Linked DNA regions of Homo sapiens: regions 1 and 3 are each linked to region 2. A link is a contact called in ENCODE Hi-C or POLR2A ChIA-PET data. All regions are on one chromosome and are shown on one strand. Each heading gives the region's core, a stretch centred on a gene start or an enhancer-like site at or near the end of the contact. The rest is flanking DNA. Distances are from core to core; before and after follow the strand shown.

The links. A loop is a pair of places that touch in the nucleus more often than their neighbours do. ChIA-PET counts read pairs that join two places held with the same protein, here RNA polymerase II (POLR2A). Pooled maps may share reads with other maps.
Region 1: a map of CD4-positive, alpha-beta T cell shows a loop between it and region 2 (5-fold over the local background). The contact joins the promoter of FOXK1 here to the promoter of RBAK in region 2. A Hi-C loop is called at or near these places in 3 of 168 maps with a recorded cell type or tissue (CD4-positive, alpha-beta T cell and naive thymus-derived CD4-positive, alpha-beta T cell) and 11 of 50 pooled maps.
Region 3: a loop to region 2 is called in a map of naive thymus-derived CD4-positive, alpha-beta T cell, with 18 times the contacts of the local background. The contact joins the enhancer-like site here to the promoter of RBAK in region 2. A Hi-C loop is called at or near these places in 1 of 168 maps with a recorded cell type or tissue (naive thymus-derived CD4-positive, alpha-beta T cell), 7 of 37 single-sample maps with no recorded cell type and 14 of 50 pooled maps. POLR2A ChIA-PET finds 5 or more read pairs at or near these places in 3 of 52 experiments (CD4-positive, alpha-beta T cell, naive thymus-derived CD4-positive, alpha-beta T cell and naive thymus-derived CD8-positive, alpha-beta T cell).

The regions. Positions count from the first base shown.
Region 1 is chr7:4,679,093-4,683,544 of GRCh38, forward strand. It overlaps FOXK1 (forkhead box K1), which reads left to right and starts at 3,203. Exons shown (of 9, transcript NM_001037165.2): 1 at 3,203-3,776. The coding sequence starts at 3,217. RefSeq lists enhancers at 2,204-2,704, 2,906-3,200, 4,060-4,452 and silencers at 2,914-3,283, 3,434-3,503.
Region 2 is chr7:5,042,787-5,047,364 of GRCh38, forward strand. It overlaps RBAK (RB associated KRAB zinc finger), which reads left to right and starts at 3,074. Exons shown (of 5, transcript NM_021163.4): 1 at 3,074-3,610. It overlaps RBAK-RBAKDN (RBAK-RBAKDN readthrough), which reads left to right and starts at 3,074. Exons shown (of 6, transcript NM_001204513.3): 1 at 3,074-3,172. RefSeq lists a silencer at 3,214-3,423 and an enhancer at 3,574-3,683.
Region 3 is chr7:4,640,077-4,644,207 of GRCh38, forward strand. No RefSeq gene overlaps it. Among named protein-coding and RNA genes, the nearest start is that of FOXK1, 40 kb to the right of the region's middle. RefSeq lists silencers at 1,544-1,743, 1,844-2,233. Within about 2 kb of position 1,780, at least 36 of the 41 ENCODE cell types and tissues checked have a DNase peak (open chromatin) inside an H3K27ac peak, as active enhancers do.

The DNA.
Region 1 (4,452 bases), core at 1,953-4,452, 360 kb before region 2:
TGACTCTGTTTACCATCCCCCCCACCTCAATCAAGCAGGTACTCAAGTTACTGCTCCTGCTAAAAATGCGTTCCTTGGCCGGTCACGGTGGCTGACGCCTGTAACCCCAGCACTTTGGGAGTCCGAGGCAGGTGGATCATGAGGTCAAGAGATCGAGACAACCCTGGCCAACCTGGTGAAACCCCATCTCTACTAAAAATACAAAAATTACCTGGGCATGGTGGCACACACCTGTAGTACCAGTTACTTGGGAGGCTGAGGCAGGAGGATTGCTTGAACCCTGGAGGCAGAGGTTGCAGTGAGCCGAGATCGCACCACTGCACTCTAGCTTGGCAACAGAGCGAGACTCTGTCTCAAAAAAAAAAAAAAAAAAAAAAAAAAAAAGCTTTCCTTGCCTCCCAAACACTTATCTCTGCATGCACATATTCAAGGCTGAGAGATGAGATTAATACCTATTTCAGCCCCAGACTGGAGCGTGGGTGTGCAGGTCAGGGAAGCTCCTGCCTTAGACAGGCCCAGTCTCTCGTTTACACTTGCACGTCACCATGCACCAGTCCCTCACCGGATGTATCACAGCTGTGACTTGATTTTACTTTTTCTAGGATGTGTCTTTGATTTATGTCTGCATCTCCCCCTCAACTATAAGCTCCACCAGGGAGGGAACTGTGTCTCCTTTCCCACCCTTAATAATTCGTAAATGAGGGAAATGTGGAAACTGCACCGCCTTTTTAGGGGAACCTGAACTGGCAATGGAGGACCAGGCTACTGAAGTCCGAAAGGGATCCCAATGATGCCCACGTTTGCCACTCCCTGTTTTCAGCTAAGATTTCTCTCTGGGGCATTCTCTCAGATCTGTCTTAGCTGGATCTAGCATATTGAATGAGTGAAGGGCTCCAGAAAGAAAGAGAGATAGGCTGGGCGTGGTGGCTCACGCCTGTAACCCAGCATTTGGGGAGGCTGAGGTGGCAGACTGCTTGAGCCCCAAAGTTGAACACCAACTTGGGCAATATAATGAGACCCTGTCTCTATAAAAAAATTGAAAAAGGCCAGGTGAGGCGGCTCCCGCCTGCAGCCCCAGCACTTTAGGAGGTCGAGGCAGGTGGATCACCTGAGGTCAGGAGTTTGAGACCAGCTTCACCAACATGGTTGAAACCCCGTCTCTACTAAAAATACAAAAATTAGCTGGGTGTGGTGGCAGATGCCTGTAATCCCAGCGACTTGGGAGGCTGAGGCAGGAGAATCGGTTGCAGTGAGCCGAGACTGCACCATTACACTCCAGCCTGGGTGACAGATTAAGACTCTGCCTTAAAAAAAAAAAAAATTAAAAATTAGTCGGGCATGGTGGCTCATAGTCCCAGCTACTTGGGAGGGTGAGGTGGGAAAATCACCTGAGCCCTGAAGGTTGAGGCTGCAGTGAGCTATGATTGTACCACTGCACTCCAGCCTGGGTGACAGAGTGAGACCCTGTCTCAAAAGAAAAAGACAAGAAAGAGAGAGAAGGAAGGAAGGGAGGGAGGGAGGGAAAGAAAGGAAGGAAGGAAGGAAGGAAGGAAGGAAGGAAGGAAGGAAGGAAGGAAGGAAGGCAGGCAGGCGGCCGGGCACGGTGGCTCCCGCCTGTAATCCCAGGACTTTGGGAGGCTGAGGCGGGCAGATCACCTGAGGTCGGGTTTTCAGGACTAGTCTGACCAACACGGAGAAACCCCATCTCTACTAAAAAAATACAAAATGAGCCGGGCCTGGTGGTACATGACTGTAATCCCAGCTACTTGGGAGGCTGAGGCAGGAGAATTGCTTGAATCCAGGGGGTGGAGGTTGCGTTGAGTCGAGATTGCGCCATTGCACTACAGCCTGGGCAACAAGAGCGAAACTCCGTCTCAAAAAAAAAAAAAAAGAAGGAAGGAAGGAAGGGAAGAAAGAAAGGAAGGAAGGAAGGAAAGGAGGAAGGAAGGAAGGAAGGAAAGGAAGGAAGGAAATGGAGGGAGGAAGGGAGGGAGGGAAGGAAGGAAAGGAAGGAAGGAAGGAAAGGAAAGGAAGGAAGGGAAGGAAAGGAAGGAAGGGAAGGGAAGGAAGGAGAGGAAGGGAAGGGAGGGAGGAAGGGAAGGAAGGAAGGAAAGAAGGGAGGGAGGGAAGGAAGGAAGGAAAGGAAGGAAGGAAAGGAAAGGAAGGAAGGAAAGGGAGGGAGGAAGGAAGAGAGGGAGGGAAGGAAGGAAGGAAAGGAAGGAAGGGAAGGGAAAGAAGGAGAGGAAGGGAAGGGAGGGAGGAAGGGAAGGAAGGAAGGAAGGAAAGAAGGGAGGGAAGGAAGGAATGAAGGGAAGGGAAGGAATGAAGGGAAGGAAGGGAAGGAAGGAAGGAAGGAAAGAAGGAAGGAAGGATGGATCAGGGATTCAGGGATGGATCTCAAGTGGTCTTCAGTTACAGTAGAGTATGATGACCTTTAATCTGAGGGCTTAAGAATGATCAGGCCTGGCACTGTGGCTCACACGGGTAATCCCAGTGCTTTGGGAGGTCGAGATAGATAGATCACTTGAGACCAGGAGTTTGAGACCAGCCTGGCCAACATAGCAAGACCCTGTCTCTATAAGAAGTAAAAAAATTAGCTGGGCGTGGTGGCACTTGTGAGGCAGAGGCAGGAGGGTGACTTGGGCACAGGAGGTGGAAGCTGCAGTGAGCTATGATTTTGCCACCGCACTGCAGCCTGGGCGACAGAGCGAGGTTAGAATATAAACATATGTATTGTATATAATACACATATATTTTATCTTCTGTCTATCTTACACTTTAGGGTTGGGGGCCTGGAGTGTCTGGGGCGGGGAGACTGCTGAGGTCATCCGTCCCTTTCTCCAATGACCCAGGCTCAAAACTTTGTGGCTGGGCATTTCAGGGGTCCCCTCTTCCCCCTGGATGGAGGAAAGGGCGCCCGCCGCCTGCAGCCCCGCGGGGAGGGGACGAGGTGCGCCGGGCCCAGCTCTCCCGGGGGCCCGCCGGCCCTCCCGGCACAGGCCTCGCCCCCAGCCCCGCGCTGGCGCGCGCCACGTGGGCTACGCTGGGCGGGACCGGCGGGCGGGCGAGGCGAGGCGCACGGTGGGCTGGGAGGCTCCGCTCCGCGCCGGCGCGATCTGGCCCGGGTTTCCGCGCCCGCCCAGCGCCCCGACCTCCCCGCCCCCCGCGCCGCCGCTGCAGCCGCCGCCGCCGGAGGCCGCTCGGAGCCGCGCGAACATGGCCGAAGTCGGCGAGGACAGCGGCGCCCGCGCCCTGCTCGCGCTGCGCTCGGCGCCCTGCAGCCCAGTGCTGTGCGCCGCAGCCGCCGCCGCCGCCTTCCCCGCGGCCGCACCCCCGCCGGCCCCCGCGCAGCCCCAGCCTCCGCCCGGGCCGCCGCCGCCGCCGCCACCGCCGCTGCCTCCGGGCGCGATCGCGGGCGCGGGCTCCTCCGGGGGCTCCTCCGGGGTATCCGGGGACTCCGCGGTCGCGGGCGCGGCGCCGGCCCTGGTGGCCGCGGCGGCCGCCTCGGTACGGCAGAGCCCGGGGCCGGCGCTGGCGCGGCTGGAGGGCCGCGAGTTCGAGTTCCTCATGCGCCAGCCCAGCGTCACCATCGGCCGCAACTCGTCGCAGGGCTCGGTGGACTTGAGCATGGGCCTGTCCAGCTTCATCTCGCGGCGCCACCTGCAGCTCAGCTTCCAGGAGCCGCACTTCTACCTGCGCTGCCTCGGCAAGAACGGCGTCTTCGTGGACGGGGCCTTCCAGAGACGCGGCGCGCCCGCCCTGCAGCTGCCCAAGCAGTGAGTGGCCCCGCGACCCCCGCCGCCCGCACCCGGGGCTCGCCCACGACCTCGATCTCTGAGGCCCGGGCCTGGGGATCCCCCTCCAGCTTCCTCGGCCTCGACCCCCACCCCCCGGCCCACCCCCGGTAACCCCCGACCGGCCTGGACTCCGGGGTCAACCCCGACCCCCGCCTCCTGGCTCCCTAGGATCACCCCGACCCCGATCCTGGAGGCTCCAGCCTGAGGATCTCCTCCACTTTCCCCGGTCTGGATACCCCGTCGCCCCCGACCCCCACCGGCCTGGACTCTGGGGTCAGCCCTGACCCACACCTTGCGGCTCCTGGGGTCACCCCTGACCTCATCTCCCACCGGCCTGGGCTCCTGGAGCCACCCATACCCCAAGCCCATCTGGCTGGGCCTCTTAGACCCCTGACCCAGATCCCTGCTGCTCCCCAGCTCCCATCGGCCTGGACTCCGGGGTCATTCTGAACTCCCACTGGCCTGGATCCCTGGGGTCATCTACGTCCCTACCCTGCCTAAACACGCAAGGTTAACCGCGACCCCCACTTCCTAGGCCCCCCCGGAGTCACCCCTGACCGCTAACCCCACAAGCCTGGGCTCGCAGGGCCACTCCCACCCCAGCTCCACCCAGCTGGGTTACTGAGGTCACCTTGACCCCAGTCCCTGCTGCCTG
Region 2 (4,578 bases), core at 1,824-4,323:
CAAAAAAAAAAAAAAAACATAGCAAGTCCTTTTACATGAGGATGAGTTACCGTTTATCTTGAGAGCGTGTATGCAGTGGATCATGTCTGCCAGGCTATGTAAAAAGGAGGCTTTGGCTGGGCGCCATGGCTCACGCCTATAATTCCAGCAGTTTGGGAGGCCTAGGCGGGCGAATTGAGAGGTCAGGATTTTGAGACCATACTAGCTAACATGACGAAACCCCGTCTCTACTAAAAATACAAAAAATTAGCCAGGCGTGGTGGCATGTGCCTGTAGTCCCAGTTACTTGGGAGGCTGAGGCAGCAGAATCGCTTAAACTGGGGAGGCAGAGGTTGCAGTGAGCCGAGATCATACCACTGCACTCCAGCCTGGGTGACACAGCAAGACTCTGTCTCAAAAAAAAAAAAAAGGAGGCTTTATTTCTCTTTGCATCTCATTAATGGATCACCTGCGATGGGCATCACAGTTTGGTTTAATGTTTATTCAATAATAAAATTGTTTTCTTTATTTTCTGAATTTGTGGAGAGAATATTCTAGGTTAACAGAAGAATTTATTTATTTATCTATTTATTTATTTAGAGGTGGAGTCTTGCTCTGTCGCCAGGCTGCAGTGTAGTGGCGTGATCTCGGCTCACTGCAATCTCCGCCTCCCAGTTCAAGTGATTGCCCTGCCTCAGCCTCCCAAGTAGCTGGGACTACAGGCGCGCACCACCACACCCAGCTAATTTTTTGTGTTTTAGTCGAGACAGGGTTTCACCATGTTGGCCAGGATGGTCTTGGTCTCCTGACCTCATGATCCACCTGCCTCAGCCTCCCAAAGTGCTGGGATTACAGGCATGAGCCACGGTTCCTGGCATCAGAAGAATTTATTTTTAGTCTTTTCCTTACCAGTTTTTATGAAACAACTGGGCAAGAACACTAAGAACACTGTTAGAGTTCACCAAAAAATTGTGATGAATCATTGTCCTTATGATCCCATTTTTGAAAACTGACATTTTAATTGTAAAGCAAAAATAAAATTCTAAGCCCCCACAACTGACTGAATGGACTCCCCTGTCGGCCAGCAAGATCCAAAATAAACATGAAAAACTAATTCAGGTCATGATGGGAAGGAGGGGGTCGGACATGCCTTGTCATACTCTCCTCCCTTCAGAGTTTAGGCACAGCTGACCAACATTAACACTAGAATACAGATCATAAGACTGACAGAACAGGCTCTTTGTATCAGTAAGATACCCAACTCCATCCAGACTCTGATATAGCATCACATGACAGATAGCAGTCCCTGAAGGAAATCATAGTATTTTATCCCATAATATATTTTCTTTGACACACTTTAAAATAGTCCTGCAAAGCCATCTCTTTGGGGGAAATTTGCATTCTGTAGAGAATCTCCTTCCCTTACAGAAAAGAAGTCTTTTCTGGAGATTCTGACACCTTTTAAGATCCAATAAGAGATATTTATCATCTATTCTCTCTGAAGCCTGTTCTGAGGCTTCATCTACATAACAAGAACCTTGGTTTCCACAATGCCCCTTATCTTAACTCAAGCTTTTCTTTTCTTTCCCTCCCTCTTTCTTTTCCTTCCTTCCCTCCTTCCTCTCTCTCTTTTCCTCCCTCTCTTTCTCTCTTTCTTTTCTTCTCTGTTGCCCAAGCTGGAGTGCAGTGGCACCATCATGGCTCACTGTAGCCTCAACTTCCCAGGCTCAAGCAATCCTCCCATCTCAGCCTCCTGAGTAGCTGGGACTACAGGCATGCACCACCACACCTGGATAATTTTTTTTTTTGTAGAGGTGGGGGTCTCGCTGTGTTGCCCAGGCTGTCCTTCAACTCCTGGCCTCAAGGGATCCTCCCAGCTCACCCTCCCAAAATGCTGGGATCACAGGCATGAGCCACCGCAATGGCCCATTTCTTCATGTCGTTTTCCAACTGTTCAGCCAACGCTTAACTCTGAACCAACTGCCAATCTTTGAATCTGCTAGTGACCTGAAAGCCTTTCCAGGCTGACCCAATGTGTACCTCTCATGTATTGATTTATGTCTTTGCCTGTAACTGCTGTCTCCCTAAGATGTATAAAACCAAGCTGTAACCCAACCACTTTGGGCTCACGTTCTCAGGACCCCCTGAGGCTGTGTCACCAGCCATGGTCACTCAAGTAGGAGGCCCAGAATAAAACTCTTGACAGACTTTGAGTCTTTTTGGTCAACATAACCTAACCCTAAACATAATCCTCCTGGGGAAGGTGAGATCACAGGTATCTCTTTTCTTCGTTCGATCTGTGTATTTCCTGATTTCTCTACAGTTTTTAGGCATTCGCTGTGTGATCTAGAAAAGCTACAGAGTCTCGCTCCGTCGCCAGGCTGGAGTCCAGGGGCGCGATCTCGGCTCACTGCAACCTCCACCTCCCGAGTTCAAACTATTCTCCTGCCTCAGCCCCCGAGTAGCTGGGATTACAGGCACACGCCACTACTCCCAGCTAATTTTTGTATTTTTGGTAGAGAAGGGATTTCACCATGTTGGCCAGGATGGTCTCTATCTCTTGACCTCGCGATCCGCCCGCCTCGGCCTCCCAAAGTGCTGGGATTTATAGGCGTGAGCCACCGCGCCCAGCCACAAATTCTATTTTCTTTCTCTTCCTTGGAAAGCATCGCTGGGCATTTATCCTGTCCTAGTATTTGAGTGAAACTTCTCTTAGCATTTCAGCGCAGTGACCACGATACACCCTTTCCTTTCCTTCTCTTTATGGGAAACTCGGTTCTAACCCAGAGGCCTTGGGCTCCAGGACCCAGTCAGGCAGCCCTGGACTTGACCCTAAAAGGGAGTAAAGACAAATGCGAAGTTCAATCAGGGGTTCAGAGCTCCCAAAGCTCATAGCCTGGAGCTTCTTAACCTTTAGGCAGGGTAGAGACATTTAAAACGGCCCCTAAACTTGGGGGGCGCGTAGGCTCATGGGAAATAGAGTAGGGTGCTTGTCCTGGGACCAGCTGTGGGCCCCGGAGGCTGACTTCCGGTGCACTCCTGCGCGTGTGCACCTCTCTCTGTGTGCGTGTTCGCGCATGCGCGCCGCCGCTGCACTGCCCTCGCTTCCTGTGCGTCCTCAGGTCACCGCTTGCTCTAGTTCCCAGGCTTTGGCCTCCAGTGGACGAGAATCGCGGAGCCTGCGGGGCTGGAGGTTGAGCGCCCGGGCCAGCACCTAGGCGGGCGCGGGGGTGTGCAGGCCAGGGTTCGCGCGGGCCGGGTGGAGGCTTGAGCGGGGACCCCCGAGCTTGAGCCCCGGAGCCGGCGGCGCTGGGGCCAGAGGGGCCGGACGGGAGGTGGCGGAGGTGGCGGCGGAGGCGAAGGGGCGGCGGGACGCGGGCCTGGCCCGTGTGTGTCCTGGCGGCCTGGCCCAGGCTGCCGCTGTACGGTGAGCCCGAGGGAGGCGGATCTGGGTCCCGGGAAGGACACCCGCCTGGATTTGCCCCTTAGGCCCGGCCCGGGCCCCTCGGGAGCAGAACAACCTTAGTGAGGTGGACAGGAGGGGACCTCGCGAGCAGACGCGCGCCAGCGACAGCAGCCCCGCCCCGGCCTCTCGGGAGCCGTGGGGCAGAGGCTGCGGAGCCCCAGAAGGGTAGGTCTTGGGTTTTCGGGCCCGGAGCGAGAAGGGCCTGAGTGAAGTCACCGTGTGTTGGGGACCTTAGAGTGTGGGGCAGGGGGAGGGTCTCGATCGCTTGCAGGAGAGACGTGTGTTTGGGTTTGAGGGCAGGGTCCGGCTGCACCGAACAGGCGCTGCATGGGAAATCTGGGAGGACGAGGCTTATGGGGGCCTGGAGGGTGTCACCAGCCTCAGCTGCGGACGTCGTCTCCACTCCCCGCTAACCCCTAACAGCCCTTCCTCCTCCTTTCCGTGCTCCAGATTTCGACCTCCTCTAAACGTCCGTCAGCGCCTCTGTTCTCTCATTTAAGTGTCTGCTGATTCCCCCCTTAGATCTGCCCTGGAGACTGGTAGTAATGCAGGAACAGTCTGCAGGGATTCTCTCTTGCTGCCTCAGTTGCTAGGGGAAGAGACTGGGCCTTAGCAGGTGGGTGACTTGACCGGGTCACTGGCTTTGTGGGTAGAGTTGCTCATAGTAGAACTCAGGAGTCTTATCTCCCAGGCCAGTGTTCTTTCTCCCGTATCCTAGTTTTCTTAATAGAAGATTATTAGGTGCAGCAATAACCAAGTTCAGTTAGATAATTTAGAAACAAAACCATATTTTATACACATTCATTTCATTTCTGAGAGCTCACATACTCAATTCCTATGGCTTCTTTGATTTTAAGCAGTTTAAAGAGACAATAAGAAAATGCGGGCCGGATGCAGTGGCTCACACCTGTAATCCCAGCACTTTGCGGGGGCTAAGGCAAGAGTATCCCTTGAGACCAGGAGTTAGAGACCAGCCTAGGCAACATAGGGAGACCCTGACTCTACAAAAAATACAAAAGTAGCCAGGCATGCTGGGATGCACCTGTGGTCCCAGCTACTCAGGAGGCTGAGGTGGGAGGATCAATGGAGGCCAGGAGGTCGAGGCTGCAGTGAGCTGTGAATGCACCACTGCA
Region 3 (4,131 bases), core at 530-3,029, 400 kb before region 2:
CTGTGTCTGGCTTATTTCACTCAGCACCATGTCCTCAAGGTTCATCCATGTTGAAGTGTGTGTCAGAATCTCCTTCCTTTTTAAAATTGTGATCATGCCTGTAATCCCAGCACTTTGGGAGGCCAAAGCAGGTGGATCACCTGAAGTCAGGAGTTCAAGACCAGCCTGGCCAAGATGGTGAAACCCTGTCTCTACTAAAAATACCAAAATTAGCCTCGCGTGGCCTGTAATCCAGCTCCTTGGGACGCTGAGACATGGGAATCGCTTGAACCCAGGGGGCAGAGGTTGCAGTGAGCTGAGATCAGGCCACTGCACTTCAGCCTGGGCAACACAGCGAAACTCTGTCTCAAAAAATAATAATAATAAAATAAAGTTGTGATAAAATATACAAAACATTAGGGTAGTGGGGGGGACTAGGAAAAGGGGATGGTTGCTGGGTACAAAAATATAGTTAGATACATAAGTAAGATCTAGAATTTTCTAGCACAGCAGGGTGACCACAGTCAGCACTAATTTGCTGTACATTTTAGAATAACCAAGAGAGTGCAATTGGAATGTTCATCACACAGAAATGATGAATGCTGGGGGTGATGGAAACCCCATTTACCCTAATGTAATTATAATACAAAGATCTCATGTGTCCCATAAATCTATACACCTACTATGTACCCATAAAAATTAACAATTAAAAATTTTTAAATTAAAAATATAGGTCAGGCAAGGTGGCTCACATCTGTAATCCCAAAACTTTGGGAGGCTAAGGTGAGAAGATCGCTTAAGCCCAGGTGTTCAAGACCAGCCTGGGCAACATAGCAAGACCTAATCTCTGCCAAAAATAGAAAAAAACATAGCCAGGCACGGTGGCTTACGCCTATAATCCCAGCACTTTGGGAGGCCGAGGCAGGCAGATCACCTGAGGTCAGAAGTTCGAGATTAGCCTGGCCAACATGGTGAAACCCCGTCTCTACTAAAAATACAAAAAAATTAGCTGGGCGTGTTAGTGCACGCCTGTAATCCTAGCTCCTCAGGAGGCTGAGGCAGGAGAATCGCTTGAACCCGTGAGGCAGAGGCTGCAGTCAGCCGAGATCGTACCACTGCACTCCAGCCTGGGCAACAAAGCAAGACTGCGTCTCAAAAAAGAAAAAAAAAATTAGCTGGGTGTGGTGATGCCTGCCTGTGGTCTCAGCTATTTGGGAGGCTGAGGTAGGAGGAACGCCTGAGTCCGGGAGGTGGAGACTGCAGTGAGCTGTAATGCCACCATTGCACTCCAGCCTGGGCAACAGAACAAGACCCTGTCTGAAAAATAAAAGTAAAAATTTTAAATTAGAGATATATAGATATACACAACATAAACTGCACTCCACCCATTTTAAGGCTAAATCGTACTGCATGGTATGCTCCTCCCTAGGACTGATGTGTCTCGAGGGGGCCTCTTAGCTGCTGGGTGCAGCTGCCCAAGGGGGCACTGCGGGGCCCGATGCCGCCCTCCATCCAGGTCACCACTGCACCTCCACGACCACCCACAGAGGCCCCACTTTGCAGGCGAGAGCCCGGGCTCAGAGGCCAGTGGCCGGCCTGCGCAAGGACACGCAGCAGGTGAACCCTCCGCAAGGCGAGGAGCAGGGCTGGGAAGGGCGAGGGCGCCTCTCCGCGCCCCTCCCCTGCCCGGCCACAGAGCCCGGCCCCGCCCCGGGCCCTGCTCGCGGCCCGCCCTGCGCCGCCACTGCGCAAGCGCAGGAGGAGCAGCGTGGCGCAACCTTAAGGCGCATGCGCGGCCGGCGCAGACTTGCGGAAGGCTCCGTTCCCCTCGCGTGAATCCGCCGATCCGGGCTTTGGGGCCCGCCGGGAGCTCTGTTTATAAACACACGGCGCGGCTGCCGGCGAGGGGTAACCCTAAGGGGAGTGGGGTCGGAGGTCAGAGGTCAGCGGGCGCGGGGTCGCCGGCTGTGAGACCGGCCCCGCCACCCTCGGGGACTGCTGGCTGCGCAGCGTGGCCAGCCGGACCGCCCTACTGCGCACCGGGGCTGCCGGGGCGCCACGTGGTGCGCACGTGGTCCGGCCCCGGCGCGGCAGCTCCCCTCCCCCACCACGCGAGCCTGGCCGCAGCGCCCGCTGGCGGCGCGGCGTTGCACATTGCGCGTGCGCACAACTCGCCGCGAGGCGCCTTCCGGTGGCGCGGCGGGGTCGGTTGCCTCCTCGCGACGGCTGCGCCGGGATGTTCCGGGGCGGTGGGGTCGCCTGCCCAATGTCGGGTGCGCGAGTGACGGGTGGAAGCTGGATTTGTGCGCGTTCTTCAATGCTCCAAAGGGAGGAGGGAGCCTCCGAGAGTCCACGTGGGGCCGGTGGGATTCGCAGGGTCCGTTTTCTAAACATTGGGTGTCCTCGAACCTGGGGGCGCGGGCTGTGTCCGCCCCCAGCAGGGATGACCATGCCTGGGTCAGTGGCTGCATAAATAAATAAACGAATGGGGAGGAAATTGATAAAATATTAAAAGAGTGTTGTTTCAGAGTTTTTACTATGTCACCTCTTACAGATTTATGAGAGTTTGTTGTTTTTTGGAGAAGAGGGGTCTCCCTATGTTACCCAGGCTGGTCTCAAACTCCTGGGCTCAATCCATCCGTCCGCCTCAGCCTCCTGAAGTGCTAGGATTACAGGCGTGAGCCATGGTGCCCGGCCTGTTGATGAGATTCTACGTGAAATATATTGGGCGTTACCTAAGCACTCAGTCAGTGGTAGTTCTTATAGTTGTTGCTTAAAAACAGAAAGAAATGTCATACCGTGTTCTAAAAGGATTTGAGAAAGGTTTGCAAAGACTAAAAAGCAAGTGGCAGGGAAAAATAACATACGCAAACTTCCTCCTGACTTTTTCTGCCATTTTATAGCAAAGGCTCAGAATTGCATTGCCATTGTCGGTTGTTTCGGTAAAATTAGTGTTCCTCAAGTTATCTACTCCAGGGACATTTTTTTTTTCTTGAGACAGGGTCTTACTCTGTTGCCCAGGCTCGAGTGCAGTGGCACAGCCATGACTCACTGCAGCCTCAGCCTCCGGGGTCAAGTGATTCTCCTGCTTCAGTCTCCCGAGTAGCCGGGATTACAGGCGCGAGCCTCCATGCCCAGCTAATTTTTGTATTAATGTACTTTATAGGAGACAGGGTTTTGCCATGTTACCCAGGCTGGTTTCGAACTCCTGGCTTCAAGTAATCCTCCCACCTTAGCCTCCCAAAGTGCTGAGATTACAGGCATGAGTCACCACACCCAGCTCAGCAATATCCTTTATTATTTTATTTTTTATTTTTGTAGAAACGAGTCTCACTGTATTGCGCAGGCTGGTTTCAAACGCCTGGCCTCAAGCAATCCTCCCACCTCAGCCTCCCAAAGTGCTCGGATTACAGGTCTGAGCCACCGCTGCCAGCGCATCTTAAATACAGTCATGCATCGCTTGGGAAAGGGGATACCTTCTGAGAAATACATTGTTAGGCAATTTCATCCTTGTGTGAACATCATAGTGTGTAATTCCACAAACCTGGATGGTACAGCCTGTTGCTCTTAAGCTACAAACCTTTAACAGCATGTTAATGTGCTGAATACTATGAGCAATTGTAACACAATGGTAAGTATTTACGTATCTAAACGTAGAAAAGAGAAGGTAGGCCGGGCGCGGTGGCTCACGCCTGTAATCCCAGCACTTTGGGAGGCCGAGGCTGGCGGATCACGAGGTCAGGAGATCGAGACCATCCTGGCTAACACGGTGAAACCCCCGTCTCTACTAAAAATACAAAAAAAATAGCCGGGCGTGGTGGCGGGCGCCTGTAGTCCCAGCTACTCGGGAGGCTGAGGCAGGAGAATGGCATGAACCCAGGAGGCGGAGCTTGCAGTGAGCTGAGATCACGCCACTGCACTCCAGCCTGGGCAACAGAGTGAGACTCCATCTCAAAAAAAAAAAACGTAAAGATATAGTATTATAATCTTACGGTATTATAATCTTAGAGGACCACTATCATATATGGCGTGGATGGTTGGCTTATTGCATGATTGTAAATACCTACTATGTGCCAGATACTGCTCTGGACTCTGAGGTGCCTGGGTAACCTCTATTTAGGTCAACGGAAAATCTAAACGTGGTTACATTAT